Regions from separate parts of the Homo sapiens genome. Here region 2 is linked to region 1. Evidence: chromatin loops called from intact Hi-C (ENCODE). Cell type or tissue: gastrocnemius medialis. All regions are shown on one strand. Each heading gives the region's core, and the rest is flanking DNA. Links, peaks and the distances in the headings are about the cores only.

Region 1 (8,418 bases), core at 1,446-6,445:
CAGTAATAAGTGTTCCTCAAAATAGATGGTCTTCCTGGTTGTAGGTACAGCCAGCAGGGTTGAGTTCTGCTGCCTTCCAGCATGGTTTTCCTGGGGCCTGTAAAAGTCCTGCAAATTTGCTCTGACACTCTGTTGACATGGAGGTCCTGTTTGTTGTTATAAATAAGGACCAGTGTCTCTAGGACACACCTTACTGTGTATAACTGAATGGCAGATTTTGTCCCTTACTTCTTAAAAATTAAATGGCAGAGGAGCTGGCCATGTAAAAGCCCTGTGTGTGTTTACCAAAAAGTACTTGAATTTTGTTTGGGTTTTGTGTTCTGGTGCATATGAAGTGAATTTTGGTAGGAGTATGTGCATTCAGAGAATATGTCATCACACTTTTTTCTTTATTTGAGTGCCACTTGGCTCTTATTTGATTAAGGTAATTTCAGTGACATATTTTGAAGCAATTCACCTTGAAAGGCAGAGGCACCACCCAGGTGCAGAAACCTTCCTTGGGTTATGCAACGCCCAGCGTGGGTGGAACCGCACTCACACTTTACCTCTTCCTGAACCACAGCCCTGCTCTGATTGCATGATGGAAGCTGAGGTGCCTGACAAGTGGAAGGAGGAAAAGGAACATTCTGCCTTCCTTTTCTCTGTAATGCCAAAGCTGGCGTCATGCATTACTGAGGGCCTCTGTCAGCACTGGGGCCGGCCAGTGGCACAGCTGATGGGGTAGCTGCACTCGCTAGTCCTCTGGGAAAGCCCAGGTTGTTTTTCTGGCTTAGTGTTAGAGGCAGCTGTGATGTTTACCTCGATCTGTAACATACAAAGATCTGATCATATGCTGTCTTTGCTTACATTCTATTATTGTCTGACTTATGTTCTAAATTCTCTACAATTCCCTTCCATTTGTCTTAAGAAACTCTAAACCTTTTTTTTTTTGGAAATCACTACTTAATGATTTTGAGGATGGAACCCCAGACAGTTGGTAATAGTGGATGGTTTTCCTTTTCTGTAGTTGAGTGGCTTTCTAATTCTTTTGATGGCACACAAAAAGAAATTAACCTTAGATCACAACTTAGTACACACATTTATGTATGCATGTAACTGAGATGAGTTCCTCAAAATAGCACATACCTGTGTTTTATGTGAGGCACTGATATTTTCTGTTCTATATTATGCTTAACTTTAAAAAATACTTCCTGTGTACCATTTGTGGGACTGTAACTCACAACTTAAAAAATATTACCTTGATACATAGCTCCAGAAATACACATGGGTCATTTTACCAAGAATCACCAGTGCTTTTGCTCTGTTACCCCGGCTGGAGTTTGGTGGCACGATCATAGCTCCTTGCACCCTCAACCCCCTGGGCTCCCAGCTGGGGGTCTTTAGGACCCCAGCGTGACCTGTGGGTAGCCCTTACTTCCTTTAATACTTTTCTTCTGCACAGTCAGGTGCTCTCCCTTTGAGCTTCCGTGTGAAGTTCACTGTGCACCCAGCTCTGCTACCACCGCCTCTGTCTTGAAAGGAATAGGGTGGGGTGGTCATTGGTGTATAGTAAGATTCGAATCACATCCTTCAAGTACAGTTCTACCCTAAAGATAAGAGTCCCTGTGGTTTTTGTTGTTGTTGTTGTTGTTGTTGTTTGAATGGATGTGTTCTTTGAGAAATTGAGTCTTGAGTATTTTGTGAGGACATCTAAGCCTGGCGTCCACGTCAGTGCTGACAGATTTGACCTAGTGTGCACTCCCATCTGGGGAAATGCCCATAGGCTATAATCTCTTTCACTGGAGCGATTATAATAGCCCCCGGGCTTCAGGTCCCAGTGGCATCCACCCTTGGTGGCAGCATACCCCTCTGCATGAACAGGGCGCCCACTTGTCCCCTCCTTCTTACTTAGTAGTGATTTTTAAATGGGAGGGTGGCAGTCCTGAATGTAGTTCATCAGTATTTACCGCACAAGCTCTAAAGGACACAGTGTTTTATTTGTGTATTTATTTAACTTTTCCAATATCGGAATATGAATTTTTGTTTCACCTGATAGGACACGTTTCAGGGGCTCCATTCTACATTGTCATTTCACAGGAAAAATATTTGATGGCTCATTAGAAGGGAACATCTATTATTTTGTTACTGAAAGGCACATTTTCAACCTTGAGAATTGGATGGCAGGTAATGGCATGGAAATTGACAGCATTTTACCACTTAAAAATAACCACAAGAAATACCAATGTTCACCGAATGAGTTGAAGTTAATTTGGTTTTGTAGGCTATTGTAGTTAACTTGATGCTTGATGGAAATAATTTTGTATTGGAAATCATTAAAAATTGATTTGATTAATGCTTTTATAATGTTGGTATGAGGTGTTGCACTGTGGTGGTGATGACCTAAGGGTGCTGTGATGGCCTCAAACGTTGTCCCTCCGGGGCCCACAGGCAGGATCCCACACACTAGCACACCTCCCAGTTCCTCTTACCATCAAACAGAGGTGTTCCTTCAACATGCCTGCTCCTCCCTGTGGCATAAAGGCACCAGGAGGTTCTCTGATCCCCTGTTAGATCTCCTCTGCAGGGTTGAAGACATTTTTTGTTTGTTTGTTTGTTTGTTTTTGAGATGGAGTCTTGCCCTGTCTCCCAGACTGGAGTGCAAGTGACATGATCTCAACTCACTGCAACCTCCGCCTCCCGGGTTCAAGCGATTCTCCTGCCTCAACCTCCCAAGTAGCTGGGACTACAGGCATGAGCCACCAAGCCCAGCTAATTTTGTGTTTTTAGTAGAGATGGGATTTCGCCATATTGGCCGGGGTGATCTCGAACTCCTGACCTCAAGTGATCTGCCCGCCTCAGCCTTCCAAAGTGCTTAGATTACAGGCGTGAGCCACCGTACCTGGCCATTTTTGTTTTTAATCGGTGTAGTGTCCCTAACCTAAATATTTCACATGGCCTGAACTTTCTGTAGTTTTAGCAGCAATGGGATGCTTTGAAACCTAGATCTCTCACCAACTACATCTTCCATTGACTGGTGAAACACTAGTTTAAGCCAATTCATTTTGACCATGTGCATTTTTGTGCTTGATCCCTATTTTATTTCAAAAATAATTTCCATCTCTATTCATGTAAACTAATAAGAGCCTTCCGTTTCCTTTAATGGCAAATTGTCTCATCTTTTACTGTTTTAAAACATTTTTTTAACATCATGAGAAAACGTGATAAAAGGTATAAGTGTAGTTTCCTGGCTTTTGCAGTACCTCAGGGAATTCGGTAAACTGTATTCCATTTGAGGAAAGGAACGGTTGGAGTAGGAGGTAGTGTAAAGATAACATAGCAAATAAGCATTTTACCAGAACCCTCTGAAGTCTCATCAGACTGTGCCATCATCAGAATCCCTCCCTTCTCATCTACACCGTTTAAAGCCAGCATCCAGTCAGAAGCCCAGAGCTGGTACCGCCTTGCTTTCCTGCCAGTTGCTGACATATGGCACACAGTGTCAGTTAAGGGCACAGGCTGATGGGCAGCTTGGCCACATACCTCTCTGGCTTCCTATCTGTAAAATGGGCACAATCATTGTACCTGCCTCTGAAGGTTGTTGCGAGAACTAGACGCAGCCTTGGCACAGAGCCCACAGAGAGTGAGCACTGTGTAAAGACTGGCTGCCAGCCATTAGTACTGGGTGCCTGTCTTTTGGTGTCTGGGCAAAGCTTTAACCTGTTTTATCAGTTTAGAACTCAGATGTCTCCCTGGCAAAACAACACGGGCATATAGATATTTTGTGAAGTTTTGTTGAAGTGCACTTAGGTTAATGATTCATGGGCAGCCTTTCAAAGCTATCAGGCTGTGAAACAGCTTTGAATAAGATTGTCTTGTCCTTCTGCTGATTGTCTTTTCCTTCCCACATTAGCAGCCATAGCAGGAGGAGGAGAGGTGGCAAGTGGCCACACTACTCTGCTCACATTAAGCAGACAATTTATGGTCAATATTCAGTGAATTTCTTTTTTTTATAGTACAGTTAACTGATATTTATATTAGCTTTAAAATTATAGCAAAATCAGGCCAGGCATGGTGACTCACACCTGTAATCCTAGCACTTTGGGAGGTCGAGGAGGGCAGATCGTTGGAGGTCAGATGTTCGAGACCAGCCTGGCCAACGTGGTGAAACCCCATCTCTGCTAAAAATACAAAAATTAGCTGGGCGTGGTGGTGTGTGCCTGTAGTCCCAATTACTCAGTAGGCTGAGGCAGGAGAATCGCTTTAACCCAGGAGGCGGAGGTTGCAGTGAGCTGAGATTGCACCACTGTACTCCAGCCTGGGCGACAGAGCAAGAGACTCTGTCTCAAAAAAAAAAAAAAATAGTGAAATCAGCCAAATAGAGAACTAACAGGCACACTGCCTAATTCCTTGTGTAACTGTCATTGGTGTGAGTCACTGGGGCAGCGTGATTAGGTCTGTGAGCTGGATAGCAAGGCTGTCATTATTCTCAAGGCCTTCTGCTGACTGCTGCTCTTGGTAAGACATACAGAATCTGTGGGCACCTCCTCTTACCGCTCTATGCTAGATGAGGCGTCTCCACGTTGAGTTGTAGTAGATACAGCTAAGAAAGTAAAAGAAATGAAAATCTCATCAAAAGGATTGGGGCTAGTCTCATTCTTCATGCATACCCAAACCGTGGTAACTTTGATTTTTTTATTATCCAGAATGGATTGTTTAGAGGAGACAGATGGCTTTCCAGTTCATCAAATTTTTTCAATTATCTAAAAGGAATTCCTACGCTTGGAGCAAGTCATTTCAATAAATCTCATTCATATTTACCTGCTGCTTCCTTTTAAATGGAAGAAGAGAATGTTTTTCAAGTACACTTGAAAAATAGCATATGTGAATTAGAAACTTCCTCTGTAAACTAGCAGAGTAGAAATAAGAGGCCAGGATTCAGCACCAGGTAGGCTGGATTCCTTCTTAGGTGGCTCAAGCTGGCTATGGGGCTGGTCTCATCATATCTAAAGAACTGCCCAGCTTTTACGCATTTTGAATGTGGTGGAACCAGCTGCATCTTTTTATATGAGAGCGGCAAATAGTCATTGTGTTCCAGTTTGCTTCTCGGGTCATCTAAACATCAGAGGCCATGCCACAAGCACCGTAACTGAGGGATATAGTGTGACTGTGGTCCAGGCCAGTGACCTCTGGAGCTGAATCATGACTTCCCAGATGACTCCCAGAGCCTGAGAGGGGACTGGTGCGTGGCTCCAAATGATTTTCACCTGGGCCTCTTTGAAGTCGGGAGAGATACGTGCAGTATGGTAGATGTGGAGAGGGAGAGGCATGGTGTGTCCAAAAATTAGCAGGACCTGATCCATATACGTGGACTCTGAAGCAGTGCACTTACTAGATTAAAAAAAAAACAATGTACTTACTGGATTTAAAAAGTGTGTATTTTTTTGTGAGATGCAGTTTGTAAGATGCATTGGTAACTAGGCCATATACTTTTTCCATTGGCTCTCAGCTCTCAAGAAGCTCTTTAGTTTTTAGCATTGGATCAGTAAACACTTATTAAAATGTTCCCAGCATTTGTTTGCCATCTTCTCTTTCAGCTGGGCCCAGCTGTGCCCTCAAACCCTGCCTGTCTCTTCCCTGACTGATCATGTTCTCCCAGCTTCTACAGAGGCTTCCATAGCATTGTGCTTGGTAGCAGACACCAGACAGAATCTCAGCCAGCTCAGTCCAGGCGCACGGGCTCCTGGTCTCCCGGGGTGTGGTTACTCGTGTCTCCTCGGGGCCTTCCGCCCTCCACATTCCAGTGCCAGGCCCTGGACCTTTGTCTCTATTCATGATAAAACATTTTTAGGAAATGCTGACGCTCAGTGAAGAAATGGAAACACTAACTCTTTGTTCTCTTCCTAACAGACACGAGACGACTTCCTGGGCCAGGTGGACGTGCCCCTTAGTCACCTTCCGGTAAGGACAGTCTCATGTTTGATGCTTCGTGCTGGGGGCGGGGGTTTCTAATTGTTTGTAGTCAGTGTATTTTCAGAGTGGCATTTCTTCACCACGGTGAAGAAGGCTGAAATGAAGCACGTGTGCTGTGGCCTTAGTCCTTTCTGGAAAGTGGTCCTTTCAAGGGGATGGAGGAGAAGCTGGCTGTAAGAGTAGTCAAGGGTGCCTGAGTCGTGCGCTTGCGTTCCCATCCACCAGCTCCCTCTCTTTTCTGCACTTCAGCTGCTCCACCTTTGTGTATCACATCTTACAAAACAGACACCTCCTTCACTCAGGCCTCCCTTCTTGTCACTTACTGTCTCTGCTTCCTAATGCATCCTCCGGGTCCCATCAGATGTTTGCACTCTTTGTCTGGAACCGCACATGCCATTTCTCTTGGATTCCTGTACACAAACTATAATAGCATTTCCCAGATTTTGGTGTCTGGCTTTCTCAGTCAGCATGGTGACAAAAGAAGAGCCTGTTCATTCTGAGTGAACTTGTCAGCTGGGAACACCCACCCTCGCTGGAACACGCACTGAGTTAGCATGTGTGGTGCTGCCATTTCTCTCTGCTCAAAGTAGCGGAGCAGTCGAGGCTGTTGACTAGTGACGGGCATTAGGGCTGACACCCGAAACAGGAGGCAGGGCAGACAGAATGTGTAGGTAGGACCTGGAGGCCTTGAGAAAGGTGGATCCCCATCTCCTATTCCAGCTTCAGTTTTCCGGCTTGTCCCAGCCTTCCTCCTGGCCTTCTTCCCTGGGCAGCACAACGACGTGATAGAAGTAGCAGCTGAGAGAGGAAAGGCGAATGTTTCTGCCTTACAAGGGCATTGTGTTATTTTTTTAAATGCTTTGTGTGAGCAAATAGCATAAATAGTCTATAAAGTAAAGTGACTTTACTTTATTTACTTTATTTAAAGCTATTTAAAGCTAGCATAAGCTTCCTGCTGTGTGGAAATTATGGCTGTTTCCATATGTTAAATACCAAGTAAGCTTTGAAGATGTGTTGTGAAGGAAGGTGATAGCAAGTAATTTACTCTTACTCACTCAGGGGAGCTGTTAAGGAAGAAAGTCGCAAGGTTCCAAAGGACTGGAAGTGAAAGTGATATTCTTAAAATATCTTGTTTGTTTCTTTTTAAAACTCTGAAGCTCCAGGGTGCCACGGGAGGGGCCTGCCCAGGGCTTCTGCGTGAGAACTACTCCATGAGCCATCAGAAACCTGACTGCTCTTCTCAGGTCACGTTGGGAGGATGTGACTATTTCACCTTTTGTGAGCAAAGACCTCGCATCCTTCTACGTTGGGAGGTCTTCTGTGTATGTTCTTCAGACTGAAGCTGCGATCCTCTCACACTTTTAGACAGTGTTGGTTGATGGGCCAGCTCTTTTATGGACGTCTCCAGCCACCCTTTCCCTAATGTAAAAACCACATCTTGGCCAGGGGAAATTATTTTCTGAGAGGCAAATATTCTAATATTTGGTAAGAGGCAAAAGTGACATGTTTAAAAACCTTGCTCTGACAAGCTCTTTTTTGAGTGAGTGAGCAGCACCTGGTCTTGAAAGGTTGAGTAGGGCTCCCAGAAAATAGAAAAAGGTTCCTCCTCCGAGGCCAAGTCAGTATAAAGAATAGTTTAGCTTTGGATTCTGAGTGGAGGCAGGGTCAGTGAGCCTTCAAAGAAGGAAGCGGTGCAGAGGCACAGGGCAGGAATAGAAGCCAGCCGATTGCAGAGGGTAGAGCCGTGAACGCCCAGAGAGGACCGAGTGCCCCTAGTTACTCGTGTGCCCAGAGGGTAACTTGCAGTGGCGTGCTTCACCTCCATACTTCAAACTGACTAGCTGTTCACAGCCAACTATAGTCAGAGAGATGGACCACAAAGAAAACAAAAGGAGAGGCGTGAAGGTATATTCTTTATTCATGTGGCAGTAGAACCCAAGTTGCGTGTTCTGAATGCACGTGGCTTTTGAATCCAGGATTTCAGGTGCTTTCGTGTGTATGTTTGGTCGTGTGTATAGGATGCTCATGGGGAAATTACAGTGGCATTCTGTTTGTGTGATAGCACACAGGTATGAGTGTGGAGAGGGCGGGAGCATATGCGTGTATTTTGTGGATCGAATTATGGATGCTGTGTTCTTGATTAGTATATGACCATTGTCAAGGTGGATTATTAACAGTCTGTAGATTCAAAATTTGTCAAAACCACCAAGCTTTAGATAAAAGGAAATAGACCAGGCACAGTGGCTCATGCCTGTAACCCCAGCACTTTTGGAGGCCGAGGCAGGAGGATCGCTTGAGTCCAGGAGTTAAAGACCAGCCTTGGCAACATGGCAAGACCCTGTCTCTATAGAGAAACTTAAAGATTAACCCAGCATGGTGGCACATGCCTGTTGCCTCAACTGTTTAGAAGGCTGAGGTGGGAGGATCGCTTGAGCATGGGAGGTCATTACTACGCTGAGCCGTGGTTGT
Region 2 (6,709 bases), core at 1-5,000, 550 kb before region 1:
CCTGGGTTCAAGTGTTTCTCCTGCCTCAGCCTCCTCAGTAGCTGTGATTACAAGCTCCTGCCACCACACCCGGCTAATTTTTGTATTTTTAGTAGAGATGGGGTTTTACCATGTTAGGCAGGCTGGTCTCAAACTCCTGGCCTCAAGTGATCCACCTGCCTCAGCCTCCCAAAATGCTAGGATTACAGGTGTGAGACACTGTGCCCAGCCTGACACTATTCTTGAATTAACTTTTCACTTTCAGTTGTCAAAAAAAAAAAAAAAAAAAAAAACAGAAAATAAGTGTTGGTGAGGCTGCAGAGGAGTTGAAACACTTTTGCACTGCCAGTGGGAATATAAAACGGTGTAGCCACTGTGGAAAACAGCATAATGGTTCCTCAAAAAATAAACATAGAATTACCATAGGATCTAGCAATCTCACTTCTGGGTATATACCCAAAAGAATTGAAGGCAGGAATCCGAGCAGATATTTATACAGTAGACCCATGTTCACAACAGTGATATTCACAAAAGCAAAGAGGTAGAAACAATCCAAATGCTATCTGATAACTGGATACACAAAATGTGGTATAGAGACAAGGAACTATCATTTGGCCTTAAAAAGGAAATCCTGGCACATGCATAAAGACATGCTAAGTAAAATAAACCAGTCACAGAAGGACACATGATGTATGATTTCACTTACATTAGGAATGCAGAGTAGGCAAATTCAGAGACAGAAAGCAGGATGATGGTTGCCAAAGGTTGGGAGGAAGGGGAGTTGTTTAATGAGTGCAGAGCTTCAGTTGGAGAAGAACTTCTGGAGGTGGATGGCGGTGATGGCTGCACAACCATGTGAATGCCCTTAAAGACACTGAAGTGTATAATTAAAAATGGTTGGGTCGGGTGCAGTGGCTCATGCCTTTAATCCCAGCACTTTGGGAGGTCAAGGCAGGCGGATCACAAGGTCAGGAGTTCGAGACCAGCCTGGTCAATATGGTGAAACCGCGTCTCTACTAAAAATACAAAAAATTAGCCAGACATAGTGGCGGGCACCTGTAGTCCCAGCTACTTAGGAGGTTAAGGCAGGAAAATTGCTTGAACCCAGGAGGTGGAGGTTGCAGTAAGCCAAGATCGCGCCACTGCACTCTAGCCTGGGTGACAGAGTGAGACTCTGTCTCAAAAGAAAAAAAAAAAAAAAGGTTAAGGTCAAGCGCATTGGCTCACACCTGTAATCCGAGCACTTTGGGAAGCTGACTGGATCATCTGAGGGCAGGAGTTAGAGACCAGTCTGGCCAACATGGTGAAACCCCGTCTTTACTAAAAATACAAAAATTAGCCGGGCATGGTGGCAGGTGCCTGTAATCTCAGCTACTCAGGAGGCTGAGGCAGGAGAATCGCTCGAACCCCGGAGGCAGAGGTTGCAGTGAGCTGAGATCATGCTATTGCACTCCAGCTGGGGCAACAAAGCAAGACTCTGTCTCAAAAAGAAAAAAAAAAATGTTAAGATGGTAGATTGTATGTTGTGTATATTTTATCACAATAATTTTTTTTTCTTTTCTTTTCTTTTTTTGAGACAGAGTTTTGCTCTTGTTGCCCAGGCTGGAGTGCAATGGTGCCATCTTGGCTCACTGCAACCTCTGCCTCCCAGATTCAAGTGATTCTCCTGCCTCAGCCTCCCAAGTAGCTGGGATTACAGGTGCCTGCCACCACGCCTGGCTGATTTTTTGTATTTTTAGTAAAGACACGGTTTCACCATATTGGCCAGGCTGGTCTCGAACTCCTGACCTCAGGTGATCCACAGGCAGGAGCCACCGAGCCCAGATAACAATAAATTTTTTTTAAGTACTCAGTTGTTCTTTATCTCCTTTGGAGAAAGGAGAAGAGATTTAAACTGATTTCAACTAAAAAATTTCCTGATCAGACAAGTTGCCAAAAGAATAACTGGAATTTCTTCTCTGACTGTGTTTCTCAAGTATCTAGCCAGGCAGTGTGCTAAAAGCTAGGGACAGTGGGAAACCAAAAATCACACATCCTACCTTAATGGGGCTAAGAGTTCAGCCCAATGGCTCTGAAACTTTAGCACATATGAAAATCCTCTGGTGGGCTTGTTGAGCACAAATTGCTAGCACCTACACTCAGGATTTCTGACTCAGGGGGACTGGGCTGGGGTCCAAGACTCTTCATTTCCATCAAGCTCCCGGGTGATGCCAGTGCTGCCGGTACAGGGACCACCCTTTAAGAAGCTCTAGGGCAGGAGGAGGGACTTGTAGGTAAAGAAGCAGTTTCAATCAAGTGTGCTGTGATGGGAATCCACCCAGTATACATACTAGGTAATGCATCCACCTGTCCTAGGAGAGGTCAAGAAAGCCTTTCCTAGAGGAGGTGTTGCAGAAATTGAGGTCTAACCTGAGACCTACAGGACATGTAGGAGTCAGACAGGTGCATGAAAGGGACAGAGCATTTCAGGTGGAGAGTGTCCGATTTGCACAGGTCTAGAGGTAAGAACAGCCTGTTCTTGAAATTGCAAATCTTTCCATGTCATGGGCAGTCAGAGAGTGATGGGGAAAGTAATGAATAAGGAAGAGAGAGGTGAGGTCTATCAAAAAGGACGTTGGAATCCTACAGTTTATCCACAGGATAAAAGGAAGCCAACCTCAGGCAGGCTTGCAGCATTCAAGAATTGAAGCTCTAAGAACTAAGGTGAGCTCATCAGCTCCGGGAGAAGGCATAGGTCCAGTAGAGTCGCAGACTAAGCAGGTGGGGAAGGGGGCAGTTGTACATGCCCCTCTAATTCTCGCATCATCTCACACAACCCAAGCTCCATTTCCTCAGAAAGCCTTCTGCTGCTCAGGTAAGAAAAACCCAAGGCCATTGTGCCATCCAGTACAGTGGCCACGAGCCATGTGTGGCTATTAAATTAGCTAAAATTAGAAGCCAGATCAGCAGTTGCACTAGCCTCATTTCAAGTGTTCAACAGCCACCTGTGACTAGGGGCTAGAAACAGGAACGCTTTTGGGCCAGGCTCGGTGGCTCATGCCTGTAATGCCAGCACTTGGGGAGGGCGAGGTGGGTGGATCACCTAAGGTCAGGAGTTCGAGACCAGCCTCGCTAACATGGTGAAACCTTGTTTCTACTAAAATAACAAAAAATTAACCAGGCTTGGTGGTGCGCGCCTGTAATCTCAGCTACTCAGGAGGCTGAGGCAGGAGAATCGCTTGAACCCAGGAGGCAGAGGTTGCAGTGAGCCAAGATCGTGCCATTGCACTCCAGCTTGGGCAACGAGAGCAAAACTCCATCTAAAAAAAAAAAAAGCAGAACACTTTCATCATCCCAGAAAGTTCCCTAAGCCAGCACTGGTCCAGGAAATGAAGTATAAGCAGGATTAGATCTAAGACTTGCCAGGCATTTTGGTTTTACTGCCTGAAGCCAGCAAGCAACTGGTTTGGGTCTTCACTCATGAAAACACACACACATACAAATATATACACAGAGAGCTCTAAATTGATTTTTAAAAAATCTATAGGGTATAAAGCAAGACAATTAACAATTATACATTATATACAGTCTACAAATATCCTAGATATCACTTTTATAATGAGATATAAGGAATTCTGGCTGGGAGCAGTGGCTCACGCCTGTAATCCCAGCATTTTGGGAGGCTGAGGCAGGCAGATCACCTGCAGTCAGGAGTTCGAGACCAGCCTTGCCAACATAGTGAAACCCCATCTCTACTAAGAGATACAAAAATTAGCCAGGTGTGGTGGGGGGCACCTGTAGTCCCAGCTACTGGGGAGGCTGAGGCAGGAAAATTGCTTGAACCCAGGAGGCGGAGGTTGCAGTGAGCAAAGATCATGCCACTGTACTCCAGCCTGGGCAACAGAGTGAGACCCTGTCTCAAAAAAAAAAAAAAAAAAAAAAAAGAAAAGAAAAGAAAAGAAAAAAAAGAATTTTCTTAAGCTACTAAGAAGAATCCTAGAATCATACCTATTCTCCAAAGCCATCTGTAAATCCTAAAAATAACCAGTCAAGGGAATTGAGGGAGGAAAACATAGTCCAGATTAGAATTCTAAAAGGCCATTTTTACTGTTTACATGCCAAAAAAAAAAAAAAAAAGCTAAGCTTTTAAAGCTTTCTCTATTGTGTATTTTACCAAAGTCAGTATGAAGGATTCAAAATATTACATAGCTAATCCTTACTCCAAGTTCTAAAAATAAAATGCAAGAGACGGTTGCATGCCAAGTTGGTAACAAATCCCTATGCCAAGGATAGAAGTGGAAATTGATGCAAGGAGGAAATGAGTTATGCTGTAAAATGAAACACACACCCAAGAGAAAGGCTTAACCCTTGGGCTGACCATAGCAGCAAACACTGTAACCAGTTAAAAAGTCCAAGAAGCCAGAGGTAGATGATAATTCTACAAATTCAGAGATGTTCTTGTTTTCCCAGCTGCTCCACAAGGACTTTACCAGCCTAGATAAACAGAGCCCGCCTTCCACTTTCCATGAAGGATCAGGTGGGCAGCTTCCCAGTGAGTAAGGTGGGTGGCTGAGTATCCTTATCTTGATGGTGAGTGACAGGTGGCTTTGGGAAGTGTACTCAGACAGGACAGCTTCCTTGCTCAACCGTGGTCTGACCCAGGCATATTAAGGGGAGGACCAGCTCAGAAAGAAAGCAGAGCCAAGTGTATGCATTGCGCAAAACCTCTGATGGCCAGGAAGGCCTGGCCGCCATTCCCTAGAGCCACGCATTCTGCCTGCCCCACGACTCTTCCATCCTCAGAGCCGTATTTCCTCCTGGGCCTGCCCTGCCAGATCTGATTGGCTCCCTTCTCCCTGCTCTGCTATTAAATGCCTTCCTTGGGTTCAAATAAAGCTAGTTTCTCTAGAGCCTTTCTAGGTATGCCCGTGCGCCTTCCCACTCCAAACCCACTGTGAATGGAAGACCATTCATTCACCAATTCCTCATTTAGTTAAAAATCAAGACCCACCAGCAAGAAACTCAGTGCAAGGCTCCTTGGAGGTGCTGGGGTAAAGCAAGAAACTGCTAGTACTTCATTAAGCCAGTAGGCAACTGGTTTGAGCCTTAATTCATGAAAACACACACACTTCACTCTAAATTGATTTTTAAAATATCATAAATGCCATCGGACTATCTCAAATGGCAAGAAACGGCCAAAGATGACTCCAGAGTAGATAATTGAAATGGATGTGGGGAAAGTAAGCTCATTCAGGAGCACTGAGCCTGGGGCATCCCAAATGCACAGCAAATAGTAGATCTGATCGAAGAACTTTTATTTGTAATTCTGATTTCATAATGTATTAATGATAGCACCAGCTAGCATTTATTGAGCCAATGCTATGTGTCAAGTACCATACCAAACATTTAACACACACAAATGCATTTAAATATACAAGGATCCAATAAGGTAGGTCCTGTTATTCCCCTTGTATAAATGAAGACACTGAGGTCAAGAAACTTGTCCATGGTCTCACAAGTGTGCGGTAGAGTCCAGATTAAAACCCAGCCAGCCCAGCATCCTGCTCATAAAACCCTCATGCTGAGAACTGCTGAACTGCATTTTTTTTTTTTTTTTTTTGAGACAGAGTCTCACTCTCTCACTCAGGCTGAAGTGCAGTGGTGCGATCTCAGCTCACTGCAACCTCTGCCTCCCAGGTTCAAGCGATTCTCCTGCCTCAGCCTCCTGAGTAGCTGGGACTACAGGTGCATGCCACCATGCCCAGCTAATGAGAACTGCTTTTTCTTGCACTCAGGCAGAAGTGCCTCAGCCTAGCAAGCTTCCCTAGGTGCCCACCCACCCCAGCTGCCAATGGGAACCGCAGTCCAATATTTCACATTTCGGTTAGATGTCTCAAAATTTGTTTAGCACTTTCCAGAGCAGTCCACAAAATGCCACTTGCCTTGACAGGCCTGTGTTCTATATGCAATGGCACCACAGAATTTAGTTACCATCCACTTTGCCTCCATCCAGTTTGGGATCTTCCTCACTCCGTGAGACACAAGGCTCCTTTCTCCTGCCTCCAGCCGGCCCACCCTCAGAACAGGGTACCCCTGGAGCCAAATTGTTGAGGCAGGAGCTCCAGATGGGTAGAAATGGGATAGAGGAGAAGGAGAGGCTGAGACAGGGACTTTGAGATGCACTGCAAGCCAGCCAGTGGGGAGGCTACCCCTTGGGGGCAAACCACACGCAGGGGACAGGTATACTGGGGCTTGCCTACTGCGGCAGATCGCAAGTTCATGGCAATATACCTGTAGGTGAAAACATGTCAACATGCCCCAATGTTAAGGACAGAACAGCAAAGGGACAGTCAGATACGAGTTAAAGTCACCGTTCTTCTAGAAACATGGATGTGAATTTTGTTTGTTTTGTTCTGTAACAGAGTCTCGCTCTGTCGCCCAGGCTGGAGTGCAGTGGCACGATCTCGGCTCACTGCAACTTCTGCCTCCTAGGTTCAAGCGATTCTCCTGCCTCAGCTTCCTGATAGCTGGGATTACAGGCACGTGCCACCACACCTAGCTAATTTTTGTATTTTTAGTAGAGACAGGGTTTCACCATGTTGGTCAGGCTGGTTTTGAACTCCTTTTCAAGTGATCTGCCCACCTCAGCCTCCCAAAGTGCTGGAATTACAGGCGTGAGCCATTGCACCCTGCCTGGACTTGAATTTTTGTCAGAAAGAGATTTGCAATTAATGCTGATTGCAACTGATGG

Evidence for each region. Hi-C counts contacts between places; a loop is a spot of excess contacts. Peaks named below come from ENCODE experiments on the same cell type or tissue, not always from the same donor. Only the 100,000 strongest peaks of a DNase experiment are listed, where the experiment ranks them.
Region 2: a loop joins it to region 1, with 4 times the contacts of the local background. A loop is called at or near these places in 1 of 110 quality-filtered maps.

Annotation. Positions count from the first base shown.
Region 1 is chr18:58,310,096-58,318,513 of GRCh38, forward strand. NEDD4L (NEDD4 like E3 ubiquitin protein ligase) reads left to right here. Exons shown (of 31, transcript NM_001144967.3): 6 at 5,887-5,937. Among named protein-coding and RNA genes, the nearest start is that of MIR122HG, 130 kb to the right of the region's middle. RefSeq lists silencers at 439-661, 467-566 and an enhancer at 5,360-6,559. In gastrocnemius medialis, for the core only: no CTCF peak of the experiment used is centred there; DNase peaks (open chromatin) are centred at 4,356, 5,154 and 5,903; H3K27ac peaks cover 5,000 bases.
Region 2 is chr18:57,764,509-57,771,217 of GRCh38, forward strand. All of the region lies in intron 1 of ATP8B1 (ATPase phospholipid transporting 8B1), which reads right to left. It overlaps LOC124904310 (a long non-coding RNA gene), which reads left to right and starts at 6,584. Exons shown (of 2, transcript XR_007066388.1): 1 at 6,584-6,709. In gastrocnemius medialis, for the core only: no CTCF peak of the experiment used is centred there; DNase peaks (open chromatin) are centred at 2,873 and 4,663; H3K27ac peaks cover 3,124 bases.